Linked DNA regions of Homo sapiens: region 2 is linked to region 1. A link is a contact called in ENCODE POLR2A ChIA-PET data. All regions are on one chromosome and are shown on one strand. The core of a region is the stretch at or near the end of the contact, and the rest is flanking DNA. Distances in the headings are between cores, read along the strand shown.

The links. ChIA-PET counts read pairs that join two places held with the same protein, here RNA polymerase II (POLR2A).
Region 2: POLR2A ChIA-PET joins it to region 1 with 11 read pairs in HEK293. The contact joins two enhancer-like sites. POLR2A ChIA-PET finds 5 or more read pairs at or near these places in 3 of 52 experiments (BJ, H1 and HEK293).

The regions. Positions count from the first base shown.
Region 1 is chr10:73,043,235-73,049,503 of GRCh38, reverse strand. It overlaps P4HA1 (prolyl 4-hydroxylase subunit alpha 1), which reads left to right. Exons shown (of 15, transcript NM_001017962.3): 8 at 2,403-2,579; 9 at 4,453-4,523. Among named protein-coding and RNA genes, the nearest start is that of P4HA1, 50 kb to the left of the region's middle. Within about 2 kb of position 4,968, at least 4 of the 41 ENCODE cell types and tissues checked have a DNase peak (open chromatin) inside an H3K27ac peak, as active enhancers do.
Region 2 is chr10:73,632,686-73,639,056 of GRCh38, reverse strand. MYOZ1 (myozenin 1) reads left to right here. Exons shown (of 6, transcript NM_021245.4): 3 at 1,135-1,313; 4 at 4,324-4,573; 5 at 4,992-5,157. Among named protein-coding and RNA genes, the nearest start is that of MYOZ1, 5.6 kb to the left of the region's middle. Within about 2 kb of position 4,483, at least 2 of the 41 ENCODE cell types and tissues checked have a DNase peak (open chromatin) inside an H3K27ac peak, as active enhancers do.

The DNA of each region.
Region 1 (6,269 bases), core at 3,719-6,218:
TAATGTGCATTGTGATATGATATACATTCTTTCTCAATATTAATTGATTATGGAACCTTTTGAAAAGGAATTTCATGTGGTATTAGTTTTCAGTTGAACACAGGCTTGCATAGAAGGAGTTAGTGAATTTTTGGAGTAAGTACTTTTAGGTGTAAACATTTGAAAAGTGTTTAACATTTTCTTTACTACTGGTAAACTCAAGCTGGGCTTTGCATTTCGATATTGATGACTGTTGACAGCTTAACCACTAACAGCAAAGTATACAATACGTATGGTGACACTTTCAATAGATAGGTTCATGGAGTCCTAGGAGGACATGCTTGAGCTAATGAGTAAATACAAAGATGGTGACACTGTTAGACTCATTATTTTCTTTTTTTTTTCTCTGAGACGGAGTCTCGCTCTGTTGCTCAGGCTAGAGTGCAGTGGCGCCATTTCGGCCCCTGGGTTCACGCCATTCTCCTGCCTCAGCCTCCTGAGTAGCTGGGACTACGGGCGCCTGCCACCACGCCCAGCTAATTTTTTGTATTTTTAGTAGAGATGGGGTTTCACCTTGTTAGCCAGGATGGTCTTGATCTCCTGACCTCGTGATCCGCCTGCCTCGGCCTCCCAAAGTGCTGGGATTACAGGCGTGAGCCACTGCACCTGTTCCCTCATTAAACATTTTCTTTTCTGTTTCATTACTAAATATTTTAGTATGTATCTTTTAAAGATACAAATTCAAAATAACTACAATACCATTATCACCTAAAAATTCACAAGTTTTGTAATATCAAATATCTAGTGTTCAAATTTCCGCAGTAAGCAGAAATTTTTATTGCTCTTAATAACTCTTAAGGAACAAAATAAAACTGTAGATATAAAACAAAGAGTCTGCTAATTTCCCGGTTTGTTAATGTAACACATACTCAACTTTGCCTAAGATCAAAAGAACATTCTTGCCAGGCACGATGGCTCATGCCTGTAATCTCAGCACTTTGGGAGGCCAAGGTGGGTGGATCACCTGAGGTCAGGAGTTCAAGACCAGCCTGGCCAACATGGTGAAACCCCATCTCTACTAAAAATACAAAAAGTTAGCCGAGCATGGTGGCAGGGGCCTGTAATCTCAGCTACTTGGGAGGCTGAGGCAGGAGAATTGCTTGAACCCAGGAGGCAGAGGCTGCAGTGAGCCGAGATCAAGGCATTGCAGTGCAGCCTGGGTAACAGAGCAAGACTTTGTCTAAACAAAAACAAAAACAAAAAATTCTTTTTCTCAGAATAGCTACATTCATCTCATCATTATATAAAAGACTTACTAAAAATTAAAGCCTTGGATTTGACTCTAGGTAAAGTGCATGGAGAATAAACATGAATCATTATTTGTTTTAGTATACTATTAGTATAATAATTGAAACAGACTACTCATATTCCTGCTTATGTGACATACTTGTTTTTGTTTTGTTTTGTTTTTTTGAGACAGCTTCTTGCTCTGTCACCCAGGCTGGAGTGTAGTGGCATGATCATGGCTCACTGCAACCTCTACCTCCTGGGCTTAAGCAGTCCTCCCATTTCAGCCCCTCAAGTATGTGGGACTACAGGCAAGTGCCCTCATGTCCGGCTAATTTTTTAAATTTTTTGTAGAGACGAGATTTCGCTGTGTGACCTAGGCTGATCTTGGTCTCCTTGGGCTCAAGTGATCCTCCTACCTCAGCATCCCAAAGTGCTGGGGTTATAGGCATGAGCCACCATGCCAGGCCTGACATACTTGTTTAATTAAGAGAAGTAGGCAACAAAATAACTTATTAATATAATACATAGATGATTGAAGGGAATTTGTTTTGTTGACTGCTCTATTTTTATACTGCCTAATAAAAGCATCTGGGATCTTTGTTTAATAACTTATTTTTTCTTTTTCAGAGCTATCCATTTTTTATTTTGCCCTTAAAAAAATTCCTTTTTTTTTTTTTTTTTTTTTGCCACAAGCATTTAACTGTGAGGTATTTAGGAAAACCTAGTTTTTTTTTTCTTCTAGAAACTTTTTGTCTCTGGGTGCTTTCCAGTTACTTTGTGCCATTTAGAGCAATGCCAGGCATTCATTTAATATTTTCATAAACATGGCTTTTTTTTCATATTTAAACATTTGAACTTTATTTTGATGAGTGAAGGGTTAAAAGAGATACACTACCTTTCTCCTTATTTAAGACCTCGCCTCTCTCACCCAGAAAATAATCATTAATACTGTATTTAAAATTCTGAACATCCTGTTTGAGGCAAAATATTTGCAGAGTACTGCTTCTTTTGTATGTTTTTCCAGAGATACTCTGTATATGCAAGCATGATTATTGTCTCTTATCTGCATAGGAATAGATATTAAAAGTATTATTACTGTAATATATTCATCATATTCTTAACTTTATGTTTAGACCCCTCGGAGACAGAAAAAACTCTTTTGCCGCTACCATGATGGAAACCGTAATCCTAAATTTATTCTGGCTCCAGCTAAACAGGAGGATGAATGGGACAAGCCTCGTATTATTCGCTTCCATGATATTATTTCTGATGCAGAAATTGAAATCGTCAAAGACCTAGCAAAACCAAGGGTAAATAATGTTTTCTTTCTTTCTCCTCAATTTACTGTACCTTTGTATCAATTTTTCTTTGTAAAAAAATAGGATAATTGATATACGAATAATGCCACAGATTTTTTAAAGATATTTTGCCTCAGCATAATGGAGTTACTAATGATGCTGTGTTTATGCCAGTTTTTCCATTTGTTATCAACACAAGTAATGTACCCTTAACTGGGTTTTAAGCACTGAATTATGAAAATTATTGTGAGATTTTTATTCACCATTAACAAATTTGTGTTTCACTGTCTTCCTGATAAACTTTTCTCTGTATTTTGGAGTCTTTTAATCTCAGAGGCTACTCAAAGCCCAGCTTTTTCACTTCTGTATTTTTACTGAAAGAATACCGTGGAAGTATTTTTATTCCCTTTTAGGCACATTGTTACTATTATAAAAAGATATAATTGGGCACAAGTATTATGTTAATTTGAAATGGTGATAGTTTTCTGACTTTAACCCACAGAATTTATCTTAAAAAGAAAAAGAATCTAACGTAAACCCAATCTATAAGCTTAGTGTTGAGCATAAAAACTCTTTAGTGAGAATGTGGAAAAGACTACCCTTTATGCTCTTGCCTTTTCCCCCATCAGCTTGTTCTTAAAACATATTTGGTCTTCTTGATAGTAAAATACAAGCTGCCATCACTTTCATAAAGAGATTGTTGAATAAATTCTAGGCATGCTTTGCTGTCTTACACAGGAGTTGGCAGATTTTTTCCATAAAGGTCAATATTAGATATTTTTTAGGCTTTGGAGGCCATATGATCTCTGTCATGACTATTTAGTTCTGCCATTATAGTGCAAAAGCAGCCAAAGAAAATATGTAAATGAAAGAGTGTGGCTATATTACAGTAAAATTTTATTTCCAGTGGCAGGTAGCAGGCTGAATTTGGTCTGTGGCCATAGTTTGTTGACCCTTATTATATCAAAGGTTTGAATTATCTGGATATCTATACTACAAAATGAAGTTAGAATTTCTTTTAGAGTTTTTCTGCTTCTCCAAATTGGTGGTTTTTTTTTTTTTTGGCCAAAGATTACATTATAAATGCAAAAGACTGGTCTAACATTAATATATATTATTGGTGCCATCCAAGGTAATTAATTCATTTCAACTTGGAGATCAAGTTATATTCTGGAGATTCCTCAATTTGGATTGTTTTTGATCAATAAATTTAATGGCAATAAAATTTCATGCTCTCACAACCTCAGAATCATCGTTCCATTAAAAAAAATTGAAATTATTATCTAGGCGGTCACCTCTTTCTTGCTGTTTTTAACATTTATGAGCTCTTTTCCTCTGCCTTTGTTCTCAGTCCAAGATTATTTCACTGTATATGTTAATGAGAGTGGCTATCTTGAAGGGACAAAAGATTGACCTTAAAATGAATTTTAAACATTAACCTGTGCAAACAGTTCCATCACTAAAAAAAATTAAAGTCAAAGGTTTTGGAATGGATCATTAATTGCAAATAGGCATTCTTCTTTTTTTCCCCTTCTCTCCCCACCCCCAGATGGCTATTTTAACTGTAAATTAGACTTCAAATTTTAGATATGTCTCTTTTTCTTACTGTCATGTCCTTTCACCATTGAAAGAAATTTAATTTCCAATCTCTTTTGTTTGTATGTCCTCCATCTATGCAAAACAAAAAATTGAAGAAAAAAAAAAAACCCCAAAAACCTAAAAAACTAACTGGCTTTCAAGGCTCAGCACAAGGTGACTGGAAGTGTATGGAGTTATTTTCTCTTTTTAGCCTCCTTTGTAAAAACCCTGGAATTCTGACTGGTTGGGTAAATGTGATTCAGTTTTTTGTTTTGTAATGCAACTATTTTGATGGTTGGCTTCACAGCTGAGGCGAGCCACCATTTCAAACCCAATAACAGGAGACTTGGAGACGGTACATTACAGAATTAGCAAAAGGTAAGAGATGTGTATGCTGCATATTTTGCCCTCTAATGAGTGTTTTATACATCTTACAGGAATTATTCATTTAAGGAAAGTGGGTCATTTTCAGTCACCAGCTCAAGTCACCACCCTGTATATAAACAGGATAACGCATGGATAAACTGCTTTGTGTTTCACAGGTCTTTCTCCTTCACTAGAAGTTCTGTTTTTAACCTTTAATTGGTATGTTATTTTTAGGGAATTAATATGCTTTTTATCTTTCTTCAGATCAGGTGTCAAATATCCAGGAAGTGGCCTGATACTTGTTTTCTTTTTCCCTTTTGTTGCCAAAGGGGGAAATAAAGCAGCAGCCTCCTGAATCTGGGAGTAGTAGTCTTCACCTATGCAGTTTTCTCATATTCATAAATGCTGCGGTGATTCATATCCTCCTTCATGGTGATTACGTTGGCATTTGTTCATACATCTTGTAAAATAACATTGTCATTATGTAGTAATCTGTATTCCTCCTGTTTGAGTTTTTTATTTAAAAAAATTCGCTGACTCAAAAGTTGGCAGTAGGAAGAACAGAGTTACGCTTCTGAGCTCTGTCTTCCAAAAATTAGTTGTAAACTTAGTTGCCTTTTACTTTGCCAGAGAGATTTAAAAACAGTTTTATCTCAGTGAGAGGTTTGAAAAATGAATTTAAGGAGTCTACTATTTTTTTTCAAAATATTTAAATAACTTCTAGATCTGAGAAAGTTTCTGTGAAACCCAGTGCTATAAATCATTTACATACAGCTTCAAATGATTTTTTGTTTAAAAAAAGTGAAAGGACAATAAATCTACAACAAAAATCTGTCAACTCATTTTCTCTTGATTTGGAAGTGGCTGTTCTTACTGCCACTTTTCTAAATGTTTTTGTGGATTCGAGACCATTACCCACCATCCAGACCAATCTGAACCCTTCCAATCACCTGTGGCTTGGCAAAACAAAACAAACAAAAAGCCCAAAATTGCCTGCTACTGGAGTAAGTCCTTGTCCTTTCTCTTTTTTTGTAGCTGAGCCGAGCTACAGTACATGACCCTGAGACTGGAAAATTGACCACAGCACAGTACAGAGTATCTAAGAGGTAAGGGAGTAATGGAGAGAACTTTAGTCATATTTGGACCATTTCTTTCTTGGGAATCTAATTTTCTGAAAACTCATGATATAGTTTCTAAGACCTAGGTGGTTAGGCATAGATGTTTGATAATATCTGTGCTGGAGTTTTCATGACGGACTAATAAACATGGTTATGGGGCAGTTAATAGGGGTTTTCCAAAGTAACATTAACTTACATAATGTCTGTTGAGGCTCCCCAAACTTTGATAAGTGAAATGTGTTCTCATATTGAACTAAGAGAAGTTCCCAAATTCCCTTCATTAAACAAGGCCTCTTTTGGACTCTGCAGTAAAGCAGGGGTTTAAAAATCTCAGGGTCACCTAGTAGCTGCAGGTATTGCGTAAGTAAGTGCCTTTATAACAAAGCCTTTGCAAGTTCCTTGCTTTTAACAGTGTTTAAAGATAATCTTATTAGGTTATTAGTTGATTGATCACTAAAATGTTTTTTAAAAAGAGCTCACTGTGTAACTTAGAGCTCACAGAATTGGGTGACAGTATTACAATAGAACTCCTTTTCCATCTACTTGTGAAGGTTTCTCGGCTCTCATGAAAATAGAAATATCTTTGTGCTGAATTTTTATTCTAACAAGTAGAATATTTATCCACAGACACAATAACTAA
Region 2 (6,371 bases), core at 3,234-5,733, 590 kb before region 1:
GGTGAGAGGACCACTTGAGCCCAGGAGTTCAAGACCAGCCTGGACAACATAATGAGACCTCATTTCCATTAAAAAAAAAAAAAAAAAAAAAGTCCAGGCGTGGTGGCTCATGCCTGTAATCCCAGCACTTTGGGAGGCTGAGGTGGGCCAATCATCTGAGGTCAGAAGTTCAAGACCAGCCCGGCCAACATGGTGAAACCCTGTCTCTACAAAAATAGAAAAATTAACTGGGCATGGTGCCGGGTGCCTGTAATCCCGGCTACTTGGGAGACTGAGGGAGGAGAATCACTTGAACCCAGGAGATGGAGGTTGCAGTGAGCTGCAATCGCGCCATTGCACTTCAGCCTGGGAGACAGAGCAAGTCTCTGACTCAATAAATAAATAAATAAATAAATAAATAAATAAATAAATAAATAAAATGTAGGCTGGGCGCCACGGCTCACGCCTGTCATCCCAGCATTTTGGGAGGCCGTGGCTGGTAGGTCAGTTGAGCTCAGGAGTTTGCGACCAGCCTGGCCAACATGGTGAAACCCCATCCCTACCAAAAAATATAAAAATCAGCCAGGGATGGTGGTGCAGGCCTGCAATCCCAGCGACCTGGGAGGCTGAGGCAGGAGAATTGCTTGAACCTGGGAGGCGGAGGCTGCAGTGAGCTGAGATCGCGCCATTCCACTCCAGCCTGGATGATAGAGCAGGACTCTGTCTCAAAAAAATGAAAAAAAAGAATAAAAAATAAAAACAAATATATATATATATATATATATGGCATCTGTATTTGGACTCCACACAAGATTGGCCTCTGGGTTTTTCCTGATGCCATGGTTTCTCCAATGGCCTCCATCTATGATGTTCCTTTACTCCTTTTGCTCTGTACCCCATGCCCGTACCTCTTTTACCCCATTGGCCTCTCCACTCTAGTATTCCCATTATCTCCACAGTGCACCCCAGTTCCCATGCATTCTCTCCAAGTCCCAGGAAATCAAAATCCCTCACAAACTAGACAGCATTTGTTCCCCTAAATGACCTCTGCCAGGACACACATACACACTTAGTTGTGGATGAGGTCTGCATTCTGAGCCCAGAAAACCCTACTTTCCTCTTTCCCTTGATTCTTCTTCTTTGCCTCCCTGAAAGGTGGACAGGAGAGCTCAGGCTTGAACCTGGGCAAAAAGATCAGTGTCCCAAGGGATGTGATGTTGGAGGAACTGTCGCTGCTTACCAACCGGGGCTCCAAGATGTTCAAACTGCGGCAGATGAGGGTGGAGAAGTTTATTTATGAGAACCACCCTGATGTTTTCTCTGACAGCTCAATGGTGAGTCTGGAACTTTATCACTATCTCAAAGCCTGGTGCCTGTTCTGACAGCTTGTTAGTAGGCCCTGAACCTCCAAAATGCAGTCAACATCCCCTCCCTGAAAATTTATAAATTTGTTAAACCCCCAGATATATTGAGCCCGCAACAGCTCCAGGGTGAGTTACAGCCCACCTCTGAAACCCAGTTTTCATCATAGAGCCACTGAAGGGTTGGAGAATACCACACCCTTAGGGAGAAAATTCCTTCCCAGTAAAGGTAAGTGTTAAAGATAGATTGCCAGATAAAACACAGGATGCCCAGTGGGGCAGTCCAGTCTTGTATTTTGAAGTTGAGATACACAATGAATAATTTTTTAGTGAAGTATGCTCCATGCAATATTTGGGACATAAAGATAAAAATTTAAAAAAATTTTAGAAAGAAGATAAGGCAGCCAGGCATGGTGGCTCACACCTGTAATCCCAGCACTTTGGGAGGCCGAGGCAGGTGGGTCACCTGAGGTCAGGAGTTTGAGACCAGCCTGGCCAACATGGTGAAACCCCCATCTCTACTAAAAATACAAAAAATTAGCTGGGCGTGGTCGTGGGTTCCTGTGATCCCAGGTACTCAGGAGGCTGAGGCAGGAGAATCACTTGAACCCAGGAGGTGGAGTTGCAGTGAGCCCAGATTGTGCCACTGCACTCCAGCCTGGGCAACAAGAGTGAAACTCTGTCTCAAAAAAAAAAAAAAAAGAAAGAAAAAAGAAAAAAGGAAGAAGATAAGGCAAAGAATAAAATTGAAATTTTAAAATACAGAATATACAATTAAATTTGAGTTTCAGATGCACAATGAATTCTTTTTTAAATATGTCCCATGCAATATTTGGGACATTAAAATAAAAATACAGGATGTCCACTTAAATTTGAATTTCAGATGCAAATGAATAATTTTTTTAGTATAAGTAAGTCCCAAGCAATATTTGGAGGCATATCTATACTAAAAAAGTATTTGGGTCAAGTGTGGTAGCTCACACCTGTAATCCCAGCACTTTGGGATGCCAAGGCAAGAGGACTGCTTGAGTCCAGGAGTTGGAGACCAGCCTGGGCAACATGGCAAGACTCTGTTTCTACAAAAAATTAAAAAGTTAGCTGGGTCTGGTGGCGCACACCTGTAATCCCAGCTACTCTGGAGGGTGAGGTGGGAGGATGGCTTGAGCCTGGAAGGTAGAGGATGCATGAACATGAGCCATGTTCACACCACTGCACTCCAGCCTGGGTGACAGAGAACCCATCTAAAAAAAAAAAATAAAAATTTGTTGTGCATCTGAAATTCAAATTTAAGTGGTATCCTATATTTGATTTGCTAAATCTGGCAACCCTAGAAAGAGTTAATTGAGTTTTTACAGCCACCTCCCATTTGAGCCATTCTTCCATTTAAAGGGTCAGTCTATTCCCTAAGAAGCCCCAGGTGTGGAGACTGAAACGGTCCTTCAAGATATATTCTAGTCAGGCTCCTTCTCCAAAGAAAGAGGAGACTGGAGAGGGGCCAGGCACAGGATGGTATAGCTGAGGAAGAAGGGCCTTCTCCATTTCCTTTCTTCCTCCTCCACCCTCTCTGAGTGGCTGGGGGAGAGTGGAAATAGATGCCTGCATGGGGCCGGGGGCAGAAGTGTCTGTCATTGGTCCTCATATAGGAGCAGAGTAAAAGTGCTGAGCTGCTCATATCTAACTTTAGGAGGCCAAAAGCACTCTTCTCTGCCTGGGTCTGGTTACACTGGGTGGAGCATTGGGGTGTACATGGTGGGATGGCCAGGAGAGCCTCCTGAAGAAGTTGGTGGGGTTATTTTTAGGCTTTGGGTTTGCATCTAATGTTGCCCTTTTGGCCACACTTCCCCCCACCTGCTACAGTGTCACTGTCACCAGTGAGGTCCAACAGGCACCAAGAGGAGAGAGGAAGAGAAAGAAGGAGAGAGAAGAGAGTTCTGACTGTTGGACAAGCTGAGGAAGGGAGGGGGCAGAATTTCTCTAGTCCTTGTAATTAAGACTGGGTGCTCCATGGCAACCCCATCCTCCCAAATTTTAGTTGGGGCTGGACACAGCTCATGCCTGTTATCTCAGCACTTTGGGAGGCTGAGGCAGATGGATCACTTGAGCCCAGGAGTTTGAGACCAGCCTGGGCACATGGCAAACCCTGTCTCTAGGAAAAAAAAAAATACAAAATTTAGCTGGGTGTGGTAGCATGCCAGTAGTCCCAGCTACTTGAGAGGCTGAGGTGGGAGGATTGCCTGAGCCAGGGAGGTGGAGGTTGCAGTGAGCCGAGATTGTGTCACTGCACTCCAACCTGGGTGACAGAGCCAGATTCTGTCTCAAAAAGCAAAAGAATTTTTTTTCATTTTTTTTTTTTAAAGCTGGGCAGGCGTGTTGGTCTTTTTTGACTTGTTAAGGATGAGAAAGGGGAGTGTGGAGAACACGCTGCCCTTACCCTAGGTATAACTGGAGGAAACGAGCCAAGGGAGTCCTACCTCTTAAGAAGAGTTTAATTCGGGCTGGGTGCGGTGGCTAACGCCTGTAATCCCGGCACTTTGGGAGGCCGAGGTGGGTGGATCATCTGAGGTCGGAGTTTGAGACCAGCCGGACCAACGTGCAGAAACCCCACCTCTACTAAAAATATATCAAATTAGCCGGGTGTGATGGTGCATGCCTGTAATCCCAGCTACTCGGGAGGCTGAGGCTGGGAATTGCTTGAACCTGGAAGGCTGAGGTTGCGGTGAGCCGAGATCGTGCCATCACACTCCAGCCTGGGCAACAAGGGCGAAACTCTGTCTAAAAAAAACCACAAAAAATCAAACAAACAAAAAGAAGAGTTTAATTCTCTTAGTCAGCCCATGTACTACCCATCAACTGGAGGGGGAAATATCAGAAAATTCAGGGTCTTCTGGTTAGCCACTATTTCTGCCTTTGCTAAACATACCTCTGTTTTTGTATATTTTCCATACCCATTGCTAACCTTCCCCTCACTTTGTCTTCTTTTCAGGATCACTTCCAGAAGTTCCTTCCAACAGTGGGGGGACAGCTGGGCACAGCTGGTCAGGGATTCTCATACAGCAAGAGCAACGGCAGAGGCGGCAGCCAGGCAGGGGGCAGTGGCTCTGCCGGACAGTATGGCTCTGATCAGCAGCACCATCTGGGCTCTGGGTCTGGAGCTGGGGGTACAGGTGGTCCCGCGGGCCAGGCTGGCAGAGGAGGAGCTGCTGGCACAGCAGGGGTTGGTGAGACAGGATCAGGCAAGTACACTCACCCAAGAGTAATGTGTTTGGTCCCTAGAGCAGAGTTGTCCCAGGAATGATGTCTACGCTGAGTGTGGGGAGCAGAGGAGGTCAGTTTAAATATCTTAATATTAAATATAATAATATCAGTTTAAATATCATAAATATCTTGGTGAATTACCTGGGTCCAGGAGTATATAGAGATGTGTCTATTCTACCCAGAAGCCTTGTTTTTCAGTTACTTTCCTGGCTTTTCGGATTCAGTCACAGATCTGCCCACAGACTATCATTATGCCACAAACCTTATACAATTACCAGGATATTATATCTTTAGTCCCTGGCTCTTGCAATTTCCCTAGTGTAGGGGCGTGGGATTACCTTTCATTGGCTACTAAATGCTATTATTTGACTGAATTTTCTCTCCCATGGCTACCAGGAGACCAGGCAGGCGGAGAAGGAAAACATATCACTGTGTTCAAGACCTATATTTCCCCATGGGAGCGAGCCATGGGGGTTGACCCCCAGCAAAAAATGGAACTTGGCATTGACCTGCTGGCCTATGGGGCCAAAGCTGAACTTCCCAAATATAAGTCCTTCAACAGGTAGGGGTGGTGAGGAAGGAACCAGATGCATTCTAGTGTGAGGCACTGTGTCTTTAGTTAGGATGGAGACTAATTCAAATGTTTCAGAAGGAGGCTAAGGAGAGATGGCAGGGATATGGGGGTCCTAATCAAAGGCCCTGCTCTTTTCACTCTATCTCAGCTTCATCATAGCAGTGTGATGAAGGAAAAAATTTGCTGGGAGGCAGGATTTGAATTCTAGCTCAATGGTCATTTATTAGCTGTGTAGGCATGGGAAAATCACTCTACCTCTGAGCCTGGGTTGCTTTGAACGTTACACTTATTTATTTTTTGTCTTTTTTTTGCTTCCTTTTTGTGGAGAATGGGGTCTCGCTATATCGCCCAGGCAGGTCTCGAACTCCTGGGCTCAAGCTATCCTCCCGCCTCTGCCTACCTGAGACCTGGGATTACAGGGGTGAGCCACCGTGCCCGGCCTGCTTTGAATGTTAAATGCGAATAACATTTTACATGTCTGAAGGCCTCTTGAGGCTCTCTTCCATTCAAGGTTAGGATGCCATTATTCTCCCTGTAATATGATTCTATTTCCTTATACTTTTTTCTTTTCTTTCTTTCCTTCTTTTTCTTTGACTCAGTTTTGCTCTTGTTGCCCAGGCTGGAGTGCAGTGGCATGATCTCAGCTCACTGCAACCTCCGCCTCCTGGGTTCAAGTGATTTTCCTGCCTCAGCCTCCCTAGTAGCTGGCATTATAGGCACCCGCCACCACGCCCAGCTAATTTTTGTATTTTTAGTAGAGATGGGGTTTCACCATGTTGACCAGGCTGGTCTCAAACTCCTGACCTCAGGTGATCTGCCCGCCTCGGGCTCCCAAAGTGCTGGGATTACAGGCGTGAGCCACCATGCCTGGCCACCCTGCTTTAGATGGCTCTAAGTCTCTGTTCTTTTGGAATTAGGCTTCTCTAGCCCATGGAGAGGAGGTCTGTGTGAAAGGATAGGGAAGAGCTAGAAAGGTACTCTTGTATTTGGTCCTAAGGAGCCTGGATTTTCCAGGCAACAATAATTACTCTTAGCCAGGCTATCCACTGTCCACTAGGGTTGGAGAGAGGGGGTCTCTATATTGCAATTTTTTTTTTTTTTTTTGAGACAGAGTCTTGCTCTGTTGCCCAGGCTGAAGTGCAGTGGTGCAGTCTCGGCTCACTGCAACCTCCACCTCCTGGGTTCAAGCAATTCCTATACCT